Linked DNA regions of Homo sapiens: regions 1, 2, 4 and 5 are each linked to region 3. A link is a contact called in ENCODE Hi-C or POLR2A ChIA-PET data. All regions are on one chromosome and are shown on one strand. The core of a region is the stretch at or near the end of the contact, and the rest is flanking DNA. Distances in the headings are between cores, read along the strand shown.

Region 1 (2,700 bases), core at 187-2,686, 4.2 Mb after region 3:
TTAGTCCATCAACTCACAGTGAAGGCAGGACAGCTTGGGGTTGTGTTCAGATAATTACTCCTTTAAAAACTCTCACTGGCTTCTCACTGACCATAGGGTAAACTCTAAAGTCTACAACCCTTAACATGATTGATAGAGCTCTTGGTTGTCTGGCTCCAAATCTATTTCTGTTTTGTTTTAAATCTCTTCCATTAACTTACTCTTAAATATCTCAAATGTGCCAAGTTCTCTATTCCTTTTGAGCCTCTCTTAGGTGCCCTTCCTTCTCCCCTACACCCTGAGCCCAACTTTACCCCTTCAGTTCTCAGCTTAGACAGTAATTTCCTAAGGAAGGAAGACTTTCTTTATCCTCCAAATGATATGGTCTTCCTTGTTTGTGCTCCTACAGGTCTCTGTGCTTCTCTGTCATAAAATTGCCTCATTTGTTTAATGTTGTTTCTCTTACTGAACCATTAAGTTCCCTGAGAGCAGGGACTATACATTTTTATTCACCTCTGTATAAACAAATGTCACTCAAATTCTATTTAAGTGGAGCTTCTTCCTTTAAAAGTCAAATAAGGGCCAGGTGCAGTGGCTCATGCCTGTAATCCTAGCACTTTGGGAGGCCAAGGCGGGCGGATCACCTGAGGCGGATCAGGAGTTGGAGACCAGCCTGGCCAACATGATGAAACTCTGTCTCTACTAAAAATACAAAAAACAAACAAACAAAAAATTTAGCTGGGCATGGTGATGGACACCTGTAATCCCAGCTATTCAGGAGGCTGAGGCAGGAGAATCACTTGAACCTGGGAGGTGGAGGTTGCAGTGAGCCGAGTTTGCCCCATTGCACTCCAGCCTGGGAGACAGAGCAAGACTCTGCCTCAAAAAAAAAAAAAAAAAAAAAGTAAAATAAGAACCAACAAGATAATTTCTAGATACCCGGTCATTAACAATGACTATATCCTTTTCAAAACAGAACTTCTATCATTCATTGTCCATCTTTTAAAAGCAAAAGCACTAAAAGCAAAAACAAATAGCATTTCCACACCAGGGGGATGGGGTTTCTGTCTAGATAACTTTTGTATGGAAAGAATTAGAAGATTTCTCCTTCCTTACCACATCTTGGCTCTCAGTGGATTTTATTTGCTTTAAGGTTTTAGGATTCCAGCATGCCACCAGCATGATTTCTACCAGAGAAGTTAAAAATTATATTTTTCATCACCTAGTATCCAATCATCAATCTGAGTCACACAACAAACTAGTGGAGTCACTTCTTCTGGCATGAAATATGAAATGTGCCGCAGGAACTTGGTAACACCTCCATTCACAAAACCACTGAAGCCAGGAGTTCTGACCCTAGCCATGAATTGTCTAGTTTGGCTGCTCAGAGTCACGTGTCAGCCTTCTCCCCGATCATGAACTTGGAGGTTGGCCAGCCAAGCAATACTCCAAAGATTTCCAGGCATGAACAGGAAGAAAATTGTATTTTACATTCCGTTTCTTTCAACTCATGTTGTAATTCTGGGAAGCCCGGGTGCCTGCTTTAAATGTTCTAGAGATAAACATGAAGGAATGACATGTATGCATATCATTATCATGATTGTACTCAATACGACATCAAGATTGGAACAGACTTGCACGGATGAATTACCATCCCCTTGTAGGGACCAGAAATCAATCCTATGGGGGTGGGATATGGGAGAAGAGATCAGCATTAGCATAGAGGGAAGTACTGGGGAGATTGATACTGGGTTGCTGGGATGCCAGTGGCAAGCCTTAGGATGCTGACTTGTTTAAGGCAACCTCGGTCCTGGTGGGGAAGCCTGATGGACAACAGCCGGTGGGGGAATCAGGAGAAAGCATTGAAATGTCTTTATATTAGACAGTTGTTTATGTGCTAGAAATAAAGTTGGAGGTAATATGGTGAGGGGTTCGATTAAGAGATAGAGACAGAGAAGCCTGAAAATACTCATGCTACGGTCTGAATGTTTGTGCCCGCCCCCCCATTATTCATTTGTTGAAACTTTATCACCAATTTGATGGCATATATTAAGAAAGTCACTGCACTCTTCCTCTTCTTCCTCCCTTTCCTTTCCTTCCCAAACAACTCAGTCCAAAAGTCACTAGGCCAGGCTGAATAAGATGGTACCTGCTGTAGTGTTGGAGCCCAGGGAGGGTAAGGAGGGTGTTGGTGAAGGGTCGTGGCAGTGGCCACCTGGAAAATGATGTCGGAGCCCAAGTTTGGTGAGGAAAACAGGAGACTGGTTATACTGGAGTGTGGGGGAAGGAGGGCTAGTTAAATAATAAACATATTACAGATAATAAAAACTAAGTATCTTTTGTCAAGAAGGTGGTCACAAATATGGAAAGGGAGAAAGTATGAATGAACTTTTTATTAAATAAGAATTAAAAAGCATCAGGGCAAACTCATGGTTTTCAAGAGAGATGTGTGTAATTTCTAATTCTGTCCACTGAGAGTGCCTGGGGCTAGTGACAATGCAATAACAATGAGCACAGCTAGCACTCAGATCTTTGTTTCTAAATACCATTCTCCATCATCAGAAACTAGTGCTCTTCAGAGAGACGACCGATTTCAGGGTTGGGAAAGTATAAGATGAAACTGGAATATCTTGCGATGCCAGAAATTGAGGAAGCATTCAAAGGAAAACGGGGACATCTCCAAAGGACATACAAGTTAGCCAGAAAGGGCTCCCGTGAGCT
Region 2 (2,700 bases), core at 26-2,525, 4.1 Mb after region 3:
AAGAGTGAAAGAAGGAAGCCAGGGATTTCAGGGGGCAGCCAGGCAGCAGTATCACCACCCCTAGGCAATCACACCTAGTTGCAGCTTCATCGGGAACAGCTCAGCTCTGAAAACACAGACCTGGGACTCTCCCTCCCAGCCTTCTAGCTCTCGTTCCTGTGAGCAGCTTTTCAACCTCCACTTCCAGCCGCTGACAGGCCCTCCTGGCTCCACAAGGCCAGCTAACATACCCACCTTCCACAATCCCCAGCCCTGCCAGACATAACCTGCAACAGGCATTCCTGGATCAATGCAAACTCCGACTTCTGTTCCAGGAGTCTGCCTCTGTTAGAAGAATCTCACACAAGTGTGCGTGCTGTGCCATTGTAAATGCTGTATAAGGTGGCCAGGCCCAATCAGTCCCTGCAAGACACCGAACAGTAAGAACTATCTATGGAGTGTTTACTATGTGCCAAGCACCGTCCTTTGCAAGCACTATTAACCCTCAAAATACCACCACCGTGAGATTGAGACCATCATGATTCCCGTTCTACAGAAGGAAACACTGAGACTTCAGGAGGTCAGGACCTTTCCAGGGTCACAACTGCGTAACTAAGTTGCAGAGCTCAACCCAGTGGCACTTCCATCTCACACGCAGCTGTCTGATGGTCAAGAGCCCAACCAGTCCCCCGGTCGTTTCTACCGCACTAAACCGCTGTGTCAAGCTGGAGCAGCGGGCTCAGCAGTGAAAATGAAAGAACAGAAGGAGGTTACAGAGAAGAGAACGGTCACGGTAAATTCCGGAGAGGAGGCAAGGACGTACACACCGAGATACTTCCCGGTCACCGTTACTCAGCACTTTGTGGGGTTCACGTGGCTGGGGGGGCCGGGGCGTGGCGGCCCTTTTCGAGGAATCCAGCCCTGCCTGGGCGGTCCCCATCTCGAGCGTGGGCGTGTTCGATTCAGGCCCGGCGGACGCATCCCCAGGTGACCCGGGAGGGACCTTGTGTCTCTGGGGGTGACTGTCCGTCTCCCCGCCTCCCACCGTCACGCGCAGTGCTGATCCCCACTTCCAGCTGGAGTGCGAGCTGGGCTTGGGGTTACAGGAGCCGAAGCCCTGGAGCTCCGCCCCACGCTTGCGCCAGCCCCGCCCCGATCCCGGCTCGCAGGCTCCAGGGGCGGGGCGTGGCCGGGGCGCAGCGACGGGCGCGGAGGTCCGGCCGGGCGCGCGCGCCCCCGCCACACGCACGCCGGGCGTGCCAGTTTATAAAGGGAGAGAGCAAGCAGCGAGTCTTGAAGCTCTGTTTGGTGCTTTGGATCCATTTCCATCGGTCCTTACAGCCGCTCGTCAGACTCCAGCAGCCAAGATGGTGAAGCAGATCGAGAGCAAGGTACGCGCTACCGGGGAAGGCCAGGGTGCCGGCGCCGCGCGCGGCCTCTGTAACTGGGGAAGGCGGTGGCGGGAGGTGGGGAAGGCGGTGGCGGGAGGTGCGGAGGCCGCCCCTCCGCATCGCCAGGGGAAAGGGACGCGGCGTCTCGGCCTGGGACTGCGGGAAGCAGCGGCCTGGGCGCGCCCGAGGCGGTGGAGCCTGCCCTGGAGGAAGGGAGGAGAAGGACGAGGGTCCCCTGGAGGGCGGAGTGGCGGTGCCCAGCGTTTCTCGCACCCTGTTCCTCGGGGGATTGCACGCACGCGGGGAGCGTCCGGGGGATGTGAGAGCGCAGACAGCGTGAGGAGTCCCCACGCTGCGCCTCCTGCACCCTCCCGTCCGGGCAGCCCCGACTGGAGGAAGATGAGGGAATGGAAGGGGTCCGCCCTTGGCCCCCCATCTGTATCCAGATTCAGGCCCCAGGCAAGGATAGGGAGGGCCCTTGCAGAAGGCACGGGTCGGTGGCCGCCGCTGCCTTTCCGTATGTGAAGTGATCCACCCGCAGCGGGGGTAGTGATCTCCCTTTGGGAGCGGGTCTAGGCCGGAGACCCCCGCCTGCCTCCACCCATGCCCGACCCCAAAGGTGACGCGTGCTGTATCCGCACTAAGGGGGCGGATTGCGGCTGGAGACCCCCTGGCACGTGCAGGTCTGTCCAGGAGGCCCGAGGGCCCCAGGTGACCGCGAGGAAGTGAGGTCCGGGCCGCGCCCACGGGACTCCTGTGGCGCAGGGCGCGTTTCCGGCAGCAGTGGCTTTGGAATGACTGAGTCCCCAAGGTTGGGCCCGGGGGCCTCGGCTGCCCTGCCCGTCCATGATTCACCCTCAGTCGGTGGGTTTTGCTGGAGCCAGGGTTCCTCCTGGGAGCAGCCGCGCCCTGCTGCCTGCTCGCCGACCTATCGGTATCCCGATCGTTGTTTTGTCCTCTTAAAAATGCCCAAGGCGAAACAGCCTTCCCATGTTTGAAAGTTATTGCAAGCCTAAAACCTTGTAGACTGGGAAACCCAGAGCCTAACGCGCAGTGTCTAGTCCAATGTAGCCACTCCAGAAATATTTGTTAAATGCAGCGTCAGAAAAGTGAGTGGAGGAAATTGATACTGCTCGAACGGTAGAAGACCCCTCGCCAGCGCCTACCCTGCGATTACCCCTCCCTACCTGCGGGAAGCAGAGGAGGGCGGGTCCTCGCCCGCCTCGGGTGCCCTGACCTGTTTGGTGCCGGGTGGGCTTCGGAAACAGAAGTGTGTCTGCAATGTGTCCCCGATCCTTTTGTTCCTTTGATTATTATTGACTCTCAGTGT
Region 3 (2,700 bases), core at 171-2,670:
TGGCTGCTTATCAGAATTACCTGGAGGGCTTTTTGGACAATACAGAGGCCTGTTTTTTTTCCTCTTTCTTTTTGTTTCCTGACTCAGAGTCTCTGGGTCCTGGGTGGGGCCAGTGTTGGGAGCCTCTTGTGCTCCTGTGCCCGCTTTTCTGTGAAGCTCCTGCTTCTCCCGCTTGACTCGCTCTGCCCCGGGTACACAGGCCTTGCTGTTCTCAGGGAAAGCCCGCTGGCTCCCCCACCTTGGCCTTTCCACTTGCCCTCCCAGAACACTCTGCCCCAAACCTTCTTGTGGCTTGCTTTTGACCCCTCTTCCTTCCAGTGCCTTATTTGAATGTCACCTCCTCATAGAGACCTTCCTGACCGTCCTATAACCCTTCTCCTCCAACCCATTACTCTTGGCCCCATGTGTTCTCTACCAGGGCCAGTCACCTGGGACACTTAAAATGTCTGATGCCCAGAGACTGACTCTGTTGGCCTGGGGTGAGCCCCAGGCTTCAGTGCCACCTGGCCTGGGACACGGATCGTCACCCAGTCTCATTGTTCACAGCTCTCTCCTTGAAATTATACATGTGCTTGCTTATTGTCCATGTCTCTGCTAGAGTGGAGAGCAGGGGACTGGCCTGTCTTCGGCCCTGCCATATTCCCAGGTGATTTAAAAGCACCCGCCACACAGTAGGAGCTCAGTGAGTACCTACGAATGAAGGAATGGGATGGTGGGGCTTGAGGAAAGATAGCTCGACTGACCATCAGGATCGATCTGTTCCCAACATCTGGTGAACCCTTGGAGGGTTCTTACAACAAGGGAAAGTTTACCTGATCCGCCAGGTTCACACCTCCATGCTGCCCCGAACATCCCACTCTGGCTGCAGGACCACCTCGGGGTGAGGACGGTGGGTTGAGATGGCAGGAATCACCACGGTCTCCCTGAGATTCAGGTTGCACATTGGCAGAGTCAGAGCTGGAAGGGCAGGAGTGGTGTTGAGTCTGAGCTCTCACCGTGCACATGGGCCCTGAGGCCTAGTGAGGGAAGGAGCCTCGGCTAAGGTCAGGCCGTGGTTGAAGAGGGCCTAGAGGGTAGGAGCTACAGCATGCTGTGTGACCTTGGCCAAGCCTCTGACCTTCTCTGTGCTTTAGTCTCCCCATCTGTACCTGCAGGGCCTGGGCTGAGATGATCCCAAGCCCAGGACGTCAGGAGTTTGTTCCCTGAGTCCTTTCCTGGGCAGCGCTGACTGCGGAGGGCTTGCAAGGGGTTAAGCTCCTCCAGCTCTTGCTCTGCACGCAGACAAACCCCCTCCTTCTGACAAACACTTGTAGGAAATCAGGCTGGGCGCTTCCTGCCGAGGCGAGGCGGCCTCAACCACGGCAGGGGCGGGGAGAGGTGGGGAGCGATGCTGGTCTGTGAGCAGCAGCTTGGGCTGGCAGAACGGCCTGGAGGTGGGCCAGGGCGCAATGGAGACAGGGGGCTCCCTGGGTTTGGAACAAAGAATTCACAGGCAGGTCCCCTGAAACTGGGTCGGCAGGACGGTGGTGGAGCCCGAGAGAGGTAAGGGATTGGAACGGAGGAGGGCCCGGGAGGCCGCTTTCCTTCTGGACGGGCCAGTCACAGACTCTCCGGGACAGTCCAGGCAGCCGGACCAGCCCAGCCAGGAAGTTGCAGCTGCTGGAGCTGCACCGCTTTTCTCTTGGCTTAGGGGATCCCGGCCTCCAGGGCAAGGGTGGATTTAAGGAGGATTTCGTCAAGCCTCAGGATGCTAGATTCCAGTCCTAGCTCTGATTCTGATCTCTTGTGAACTTGGGTAGGCGGGTCCATCTCTGTGCCTGGGGTGTCGTCGTCTGCACCTGGAGAGTTAGTGTCCTTGGTTGCTAAGGGGTCTCAGAGACGATGCAGGCATGGGCAGCAGGCCAGGAGGCAGCGACGGCGCCGGGGGGTGGTCCCTATTGAAGGAGTGGCCCCTTATGCCAGCTGCGTAAGAGCAAGGAGAGGAGCCAAGGACAGTCCGAGGACCAGCAGACCCAGCTCAGCTCTTGAGGATGGCAAGACCAGAGCTGGCAACAGCCAGGGCACCGTTTCTCTTTCTCCTCGGCCTCTGCTGCTGGAGCGGGCTGGGGGCAGGGAGGACACAGAGAGGGAGTGGCTGGTGCTTCCTTGTGGGACTAGAGTCCACACAGCTGGTGGGAACCCCTTGAGAACAGCAAGTCTGTGCCCTGCCAGCAGGTGGGTGGGGGTATGGTTGAGCCTTTTTGGAAGGTCTGGTTACTGATTTGGGGGGTGGTCTTCCTTCCCCATCTCCCTGACACATCTGACAGCCTTGGTTTCAGAGTTGCGGTACCCCAGCTTTGAATCCTCTGTCTGCGCTTCCTGGCTGTGAGGTCTTGTGAGAGCAGGCCATGTCTCTGTGCCTCAGTGTCTTCATCTGGGAGGTGTCAGGGTGTGGGTGGGGGTAGAAGCAGGGTGGCACCCTGGACAGCTCTGGCTGGATGGGAAGGGGCTGCAGAGGGCACGGGGAGGCTGTGCGGGCTGCGTAGCTGTGCTGGCAAAGGAGAGCCTGGGCGTCTGGGCAGTTCTGAGGGATTGAGCCATAAAGGGAAGGGTCCCTGGCTGTGGAATGACTGAGCGGGCGGAGAAGCCCTGTGTGGGTGGTGGGGAAGAAGAGTCCATCCCACCCAGGAACTGAAGATAGACACCTCAGGGGTCTGTTAG
Region 4 (2,700 bases), core at 132-2,631, 4.4 Mb after region 3:
TCAGAGGGTCCTTTCTGGGAGTCGTGTGTGTGTGTGTGTGTGTGTGTGCACGCACATTTGTAGAGGTGCAGGAAAAGACTGTCAGATCAGAGGGTCTTGCATTTTACATTCCTGCAGCTGTTCTGTTCAGTTGCTTTCTAGTCAGTTTTTTTCTTAGTCTCTAAATTACCACAGTCTCTCTGTCTGTGTCACACTCCACAGTTTTATAGCCCGGAGAGGAACTGGGTCTGGGGTCACTCCCTGGAATCTGAGGATCATGTTCTGTCACTGGAAGAAATCCTGAGATTCTTCTAATGAAGACAGAGGGCTGACATAGCCAGCCTTTCCAGGGGTCTTAGTGGCAGACTTACTGGGAGTTTTGAAGTGAAATGTAGCTGCCCTGAAAATCGCGCTGAAAATCGCGGCTGGACTCCTTAGGGCTTCCCCCCACAATTCCTGTGCATTGATTTCACATGGAGTCCCCAGAAATTTGGGGGACTGGGAGCTGGGTACAAGTGGTAGATGCTGAAGGCTAACACAAAATCAGGGCCTCTTTCAGAAACCCAGGTTTCCCACCTCCCTTTGTAGGGTGCAATGAAACCCAACAGAGTGGCCAGAGACAGGGACTTTTGTCTTGGGAGAGTACTGTTTCCTGTTGATGATATAGCTAGACGTCTTCGGAGAAAACCTTTCACTGAGAGATCTAGTCGCTTCTGCTCTCAGTTTGGGCTATAAACAGGAAATAGAGAGAGCTGCTTAGAAATGAGATATCATTATAATCAAAATAGCTCTTGTTGATTTTTGCTTTCTCCTGGAATTCCAGTTTCCATTTAGTGGAAGAAGGAGGTTTCCCAGCAGATCCAGGCCTTCCACAGCCTATGGGGTACGCGAGGGCCTCAAGTTGCAAAGCAGGCAGGCCAGACCCCCAGGGCCATGGTGGCCTCTGAGCAAATGCAGGAGTCCCTCTCCCTGGGAGAAGTGCCAGAGAGGACTGTTCTGGGAGAGATTTCCAGAATTCCAGTATCCTTTCTTCTTCAGACCACACAGCCTCAGTCCTAAATCCTTTACCATTCATTCATTCATTCATTTATTCATTCCCTCATCAAACAAACATTGTTTGGGTCACTTTTGTGTGCCAAGCACTGTGGTAGACACCAGAACTATTGCAGAGAAAAAGACCAAGTCCTTGCTTTCAAGAAGCTTATGATCTGGTGTGAGAGATAGATACTCAGATACTCACACACCATCCTGCCTGTTGGAGAATAACTTCAAGTGGTCTTCATGGTACCCCAAACCCACAAATTTAAACACAACAAAGTCAACTTTCCCTGGTTGACTCATCCACCACTTTCTGTTCCTCCCAGAGCTTCCTTAAGCAGGCCATTGTGGTGGTTTTGAGACATGTCTAAAAATTCTTTGACACTTCTCCCTTCAAGACATGGAGTCTCAGCCAAGTGCGGTGGCTCACGCCTGTAACCCCAACACTTTGGGAGGCCAAGGCGGGCAGATCACCTGAATTCAGGAGTTTGAGACCAGCGTGGCCAATATGGTGAAATCCCATCTCCACTAAAAATACAAAAATTAGCTGGGTGTGGTGGCGCCTGCCTGTAGTCACAGCTACTCGGGAGTCTGAGGCACAAGAATCACTTGAACCCAGCAAGTGGAGGTTGCAGTGAGCCAAGATCGTGCCACTGCACTCTAGCCTGGGCAACAGAATGAAACTCTGTCTCAAAAAAAAAAAAAAAAGACACGGAGTCTCACTGCGCTACCCTTGCATATGGGCTGGCCTTAGTGCCTTGCTTCTAATACATAGAAGGTGGCAGAAGCGATGCTGTGAGACTTGGAGGCTGGGCAAGAAAAGGTAATACATCTTCTGCCTGGTTCTCTGTCTTGAGATACAGCTGCTGAGCTGTGAAGAGCCCCTTGCCACATGGAGATGCCCTGGGGAGATGTTCTCGCTGACAGCCCCAGCTGAGGTCCCAACAGCCAGCCAGCATCTACCACCGGACACGAGGGGGAGGAAGCCTTCAGGATGACTCTTGACTCTTGCCCCAGCTACATCTAACCACCAGCTTGTGACAGATCCCAAGAACTACATAGCTGAACTGCAAGAGATAATAATAACAACAACAGCATAGAACATAAATCATTTTCGTTTTAGCTTCTAGGTTTGGATGATTTGTTATGTGGCAAAAGACAACCAGAACAATCCTAGAAACACCGTGATGGAACTCCGTTCCTTAACAACTTTGCTACTCAAGGAGTGGCCGGCAGACCCGCGGCACCAGACCACCTGGGAGCTTGCTACAAACACAGACCATTGAGTACCGCCTGAGACCTACTGAACCAGAACCTGCATTTTCACAAGACTGCCAAACATTTCACATGCATGTTAAGCTTTAAGAAGCACTGCTTAGCAAGACTGTTTTGAAAGTACATTATTTTAAGGTCATGCTTTAAAATATTCAAACACCAAAAAATAACGTAACAGACACCAACGTACCAACCATCCAGATTTAAAAGATAAAAAATAGCAAGCATATATTCTGTGCTGAATACTATTGTAAGATCTTTACAAATATTGACTCCTTTAACCTTCATGACAGCCTTGTGAGAGAGGCACTACTTTGTCATTCATTGTTATGTGATAGAGGAAGAAACAGGACAGAAAGATTAAGTCATTCACTCAAGGTCACACAAGCTCATAAGCAGCAGTACTGG
Region 5 (2,700 bases), core at 35-2,534, 4.5 Mb after region 3:
CCTTCCAATGCCAAGACAATAACTTATCTGGGCAGCTGCTGCCCCTTCAGCCTGGACCACAGAAAGAACACACATGGAATAGACCTGAGGCAAACCCATAGATAGGCACAGTGTGCCCTGGCCCTATGGGTTTCAGGGCTCTCAGCTATATAGTTCAGAAGCACCTGAAATTAGAGCCACTCAGCTAAGCCCAGCCTAGATCAGCAAATACCCAGCCTACTCACAGAAGTGTGGGCAAGAATAAATGACTTTGGGTTTAAGCCACTGAATTTGAGGGCGTGTTAGTTAGCATTATTGTGGTAATAATGAACTGGTACAGGTCAAATAGAAGTGTGTATACATTTTACATATATACACACACACACACACACACACACACACACATATGTATACACACATATATATATATACATCCTACTAATATATATCCCAATAATGTATATGCCAGTTATATAATATATATACACATATATTTATATGTGTGTTAATGTATTTATATATATCCCAATAATACCCAAAGCTAAACGATTAGAAAGAACATAAGGCACCCTCTCCTCCCTTCCCTAATCCTGAATCCTCTGAGAAATCTGGAGGGAAACAGGGCACACCTTCATGAGAATTAAGACTGAAAAAACAGAAAAATGTCAGTGATAGTTGTCTCTGAGTAATGGAATTAAAGGTGATTTCATTTTTAAAAAACAATTTTCAATATTTTCCCAGTTTAAAAAATTAGTTTGTAACTTATCTAACCAGAATGAAAACAACAAATTCCCTTTTCAAAATACCTCCTGAGGCTTTCTGCTGAGAAGGCAGCATCTCCCAGGCTGTGGCATGAAAGAGGGGCCAGGGCCTCAGCTTCCCATGTGTCTAGTGAAGGGGAAATGGGAGCACCCCAACATCTATTTAAATTCAAAATCAACATTTATGGAGCTTGTTTGGTTGGACTCCGAGCTAGGCACTACAGGGGATTCTAAAACAAACAAGATCGTGATAAAAATGGCTGACTAAAACCGAAAATGGCTGTCTCTCAGTAACTCACTTCTTCCAGTGAAGCAACCTTAAGTGGTTAAGAATTCTCTGCGACCTGATGCCCACTGGCTGGCCTGTCTCCACGGGGTGCCCTGGCCCTATGGGTTTCAAGGCTCTGCGCTATATGGTTCAGGTGCTAAAGATTTGGGTCATGATACTGTGTAACTGAGAAGGAACGAAGAGAGAGGGAGAGAAAAAAAAGGAACGAAATGAAACCTTTGTGATAACAACAACTGAGTTTCAACCCAAATGCAATGAATGAAGGAAATGGAGAGTTTATGTCAGATCCAATAGCAGATTTTTCTATAAGTTCACATGTGGCCTTGGGCCAGGCTCTGAGGGTGTGGTCAGTCCAGGCTGCTCTCTTTCTCAGGAAAACCTGAGTCCTGGGGCAAAGCAGCTTCGCAAGGAACAGAGTGTCATGGGGTTAACAACAGTCATCCCAGCCAGGCTGCAGACGCCACTGTTTTGTAGTTTCATGACTGAAATCTAATGCAGTCTTCTCTGGAAGAGCCAAGTAGATGTTGCTGTGCTAAAAATAAAGAATGGGCAGGAAGTGTAATTTACACGCAAGGTTAATTGAGGATCCGTAGGCTGTGGCAGGTGCACATAACAGCCTCTAACCTGCTTGCTCAGTTCCTTCTGAGCAAAAAGCAAACTGTAATAAGCCATAAGGAAAGGTGACACACTGCAGCTGTGTAGGTTTAATTTACTGGAGATGAGGTTGCAATCATGGCCAAATGGTCTTATAAAATGTACCTAACCCCAATAGATCATCCTCACAAGAAAACAGAAAGGAACTCTCGCTCTGGGAAGTGCATCGATCATGCTCTTATTTCAAAGTTTATTTAGACATTCATCCATCTAACTTCATGCAAACACCTTCTCTGTATCAGGCACTATGCTGAGCACTGGGGATGGAGAAATAAATCAGACACAGTGTCTGCTCATGAGACTTCTTGGTCAAGTAATGCAAACAGCCATGTGAACACATAAATTACAATACAAACCAAAAATAGCAATAATAGAGGAAAGAACAACATGCTGTAGAATAGTTGGTTCTGCCTGGGAGTGTGTGGTGGGGACGCTGAGTGGTCTTCTCAATATCTATTCTCCCCCTCTTCCAAACTAACAGAATCCTTATTTGGTTGGGGATGGCAACATGCCCACCTGAAAAAAATTATGTATCCTAGCTTCCACTGAAGATAAAGCTGGCCATGGGACAGCTCTGGCCAATGAGATGTAAGTAAAAATGATCCGAAGGGACTTCCACACAACTCCCTAAAAGGGAAAGGAGGGCTGGGTGCGGTGGCTCATGCCTGTAATCCCAGCACTTTGGGAGACTGAGGCTGGAGGATTGCTTGAGCCCAGGAGGATGAGACCAGCCTGAGCAACGTGGCAAGACAAGACCCCCACCTCTACAAATAATAAAAAGTTAGCTGGGCATGGTGACATATACCCTTAGTTCTAGCTACTCTGGAGGCTAAGGTGGGAAGATCACTTGAGCCCAGGAGTTCAAGACTGCAGTGAGTGATGATCACAACACTGTACTCCAGTCTGGGTGACAGAGTGAGACCCTGTCTCAAAAAAAAAAAAAAAAAAAAAAGGAAAGGAGCGTTGGCTTAAGTGACATTTGCCTTTCCTTCCTTCCTGCCAGGTACAGGGACCTGG

What was found. A loop is a pair of places that touch in the nucleus more often than their neighbours do. ChIA-PET counts read pairs that join two places held with the same protein, here RNA polymerase II (POLR2A). Pooled maps may share reads with other maps.
Region 1: a map with no recorded cell type shows a loop between it and region 3 (6-fold over the local background). The contact joins the enhancer-like site here to the promoter of AKNA in region 3. A Hi-C loop is called at or near these places in 1 of 168 maps with a recorded cell type or tissue (OCI-LY7), 3 of 37 single-sample maps with no recorded cell type and 6 of 50 pooled maps.
Region 2: a map of naive thymus-derived CD4-positive, alpha-beta T cell shows a loop between it and region 3 (17-fold over the local background). The contact joins the promoter of TXN here to the promoter of AKNA in region 3. A Hi-C loop is called at or near these places in 1 of 168 maps with a recorded cell type or tissue (naive thymus-derived CD4-positive, alpha-beta T cell), 3 of 37 single-sample maps with no recorded cell type and 12 of 50 pooled maps.
Region 4: a loop to region 3 is called in a pooled map, with 3 times the contacts of the local background. The contact joins the enhancer-like site here to the promoter of AKNA in region 3. A Hi-C loop is called at or near these places in 1 of 168 maps with a recorded cell type or tissue (B cell) and 3 of 50 pooled maps. POLR2A ChIA-PET finds 5 or more read pairs at or near these places in 1 of 52 experiments (B cell).
Region 5: a map with no recorded cell type shows a loop between it and region 3 (6-fold over the local background). The contact joins the enhancer-like site here to the promoter of AKNA in region 3. A Hi-C loop is called at or near these places in 1 of 37 single-sample maps with no recorded cell type and 2 of 50 pooled maps. POLR2A ChIA-PET finds 5 or more read pairs at or near these places in 2 of 52 experiments (OCI-LY7 and activated B cell).

The regions. Positions count from the first base shown.
Region 1 is chr9:110,140,252-110,142,951 of GRCh38, reverse strand. The region is part of intron 8 of PALM2AKAP2 (PALM2 and AKAP2 fusion); the gene reads right to left. Among named protein-coding and RNA genes, the nearest start is that of C9orf152, 67 kb to the left of the region's middle. Within about 2 kb of position 1,436, at least 11 of the 41 ENCODE cell types and tissues checked have a DNase peak (open chromatin) inside an H3K27ac peak, as active enhancers do.
Region 2 is chr9:110,255,082-110,257,781 of GRCh38, reverse strand. It overlaps TXN (thioredoxin), which reads left to right and starts at 1,275. Exons shown (of 5, transcript NM_003329.4): 1 at 1,275-1,370. The coding sequence starts at 1,347. RefSeq lists enhancers at 594-643, 684-883, 1-1,011, 1,754-2,083 and silencers at 1,024-1,263, 1,434-1,683.
Region 3 is chr9:114,386,702-114,389,401 of GRCh38, reverse strand. It overlaps AKNA (AT-hook transcription factor), which reads left to right and starts at 1,420. Exons shown (of 22, transcript NM_001317950.2): 1 at 1,420-1,542. It overlaps LOC124902253 (a long non-coding RNA gene), which reads right to left and starts at 1,352. Exons shown (of 3, transcript XR_007061742.1): 1 at 1,149-1,352; 2 at 813-957. RefSeq lists enhancers at 1,128-1,417, 1,458-1,587, 1,058-1,793, 2,608-2,700.
Region 4 is chr9:109,966,437-109,969,136 of GRCh38, reverse strand. All of the region lies in intron 6 of PALM2AKAP2 (PALM2 and AKAP2 fusion), which reads right to left. Among named protein-coding and RNA genes, the nearest start is that of PALM2AKAP2, 190 kb to the right of the region's middle. RefSeq lists enhancers at 920-989, 1,380-1,499, 1,510-1,559, 2,240-2,339. Within about 2 kb of position 1,381, at least 9 of the 41 ENCODE cell types and tissues checked have a DNase peak (open chromatin) inside an H3K27ac peak, as active enhancers do; they include B cell, where a contact is called at or near this core.
Region 5 is chr9:109,917,420-109,920,119 of GRCh38, reverse strand. All of the region lies in intron 3 of PALM2AKAP2 (PALM2 and AKAP2 fusion), which reads right to left. Among named protein-coding and RNA genes, the nearest start is that of PALM2AKAP2, 140 kb to the right of the region's middle. RefSeq lists enhancers at 962-1,031, 1,142-1,311, 1,552-1,601. Within about 2 kb of position 1,284, at least 7 of the 41 ENCODE cell types and tissues checked have a DNase peak (open chromatin) inside an H3K27ac peak, as active enhancers do; they include OCI-LY7, where a contact is called at or near this core.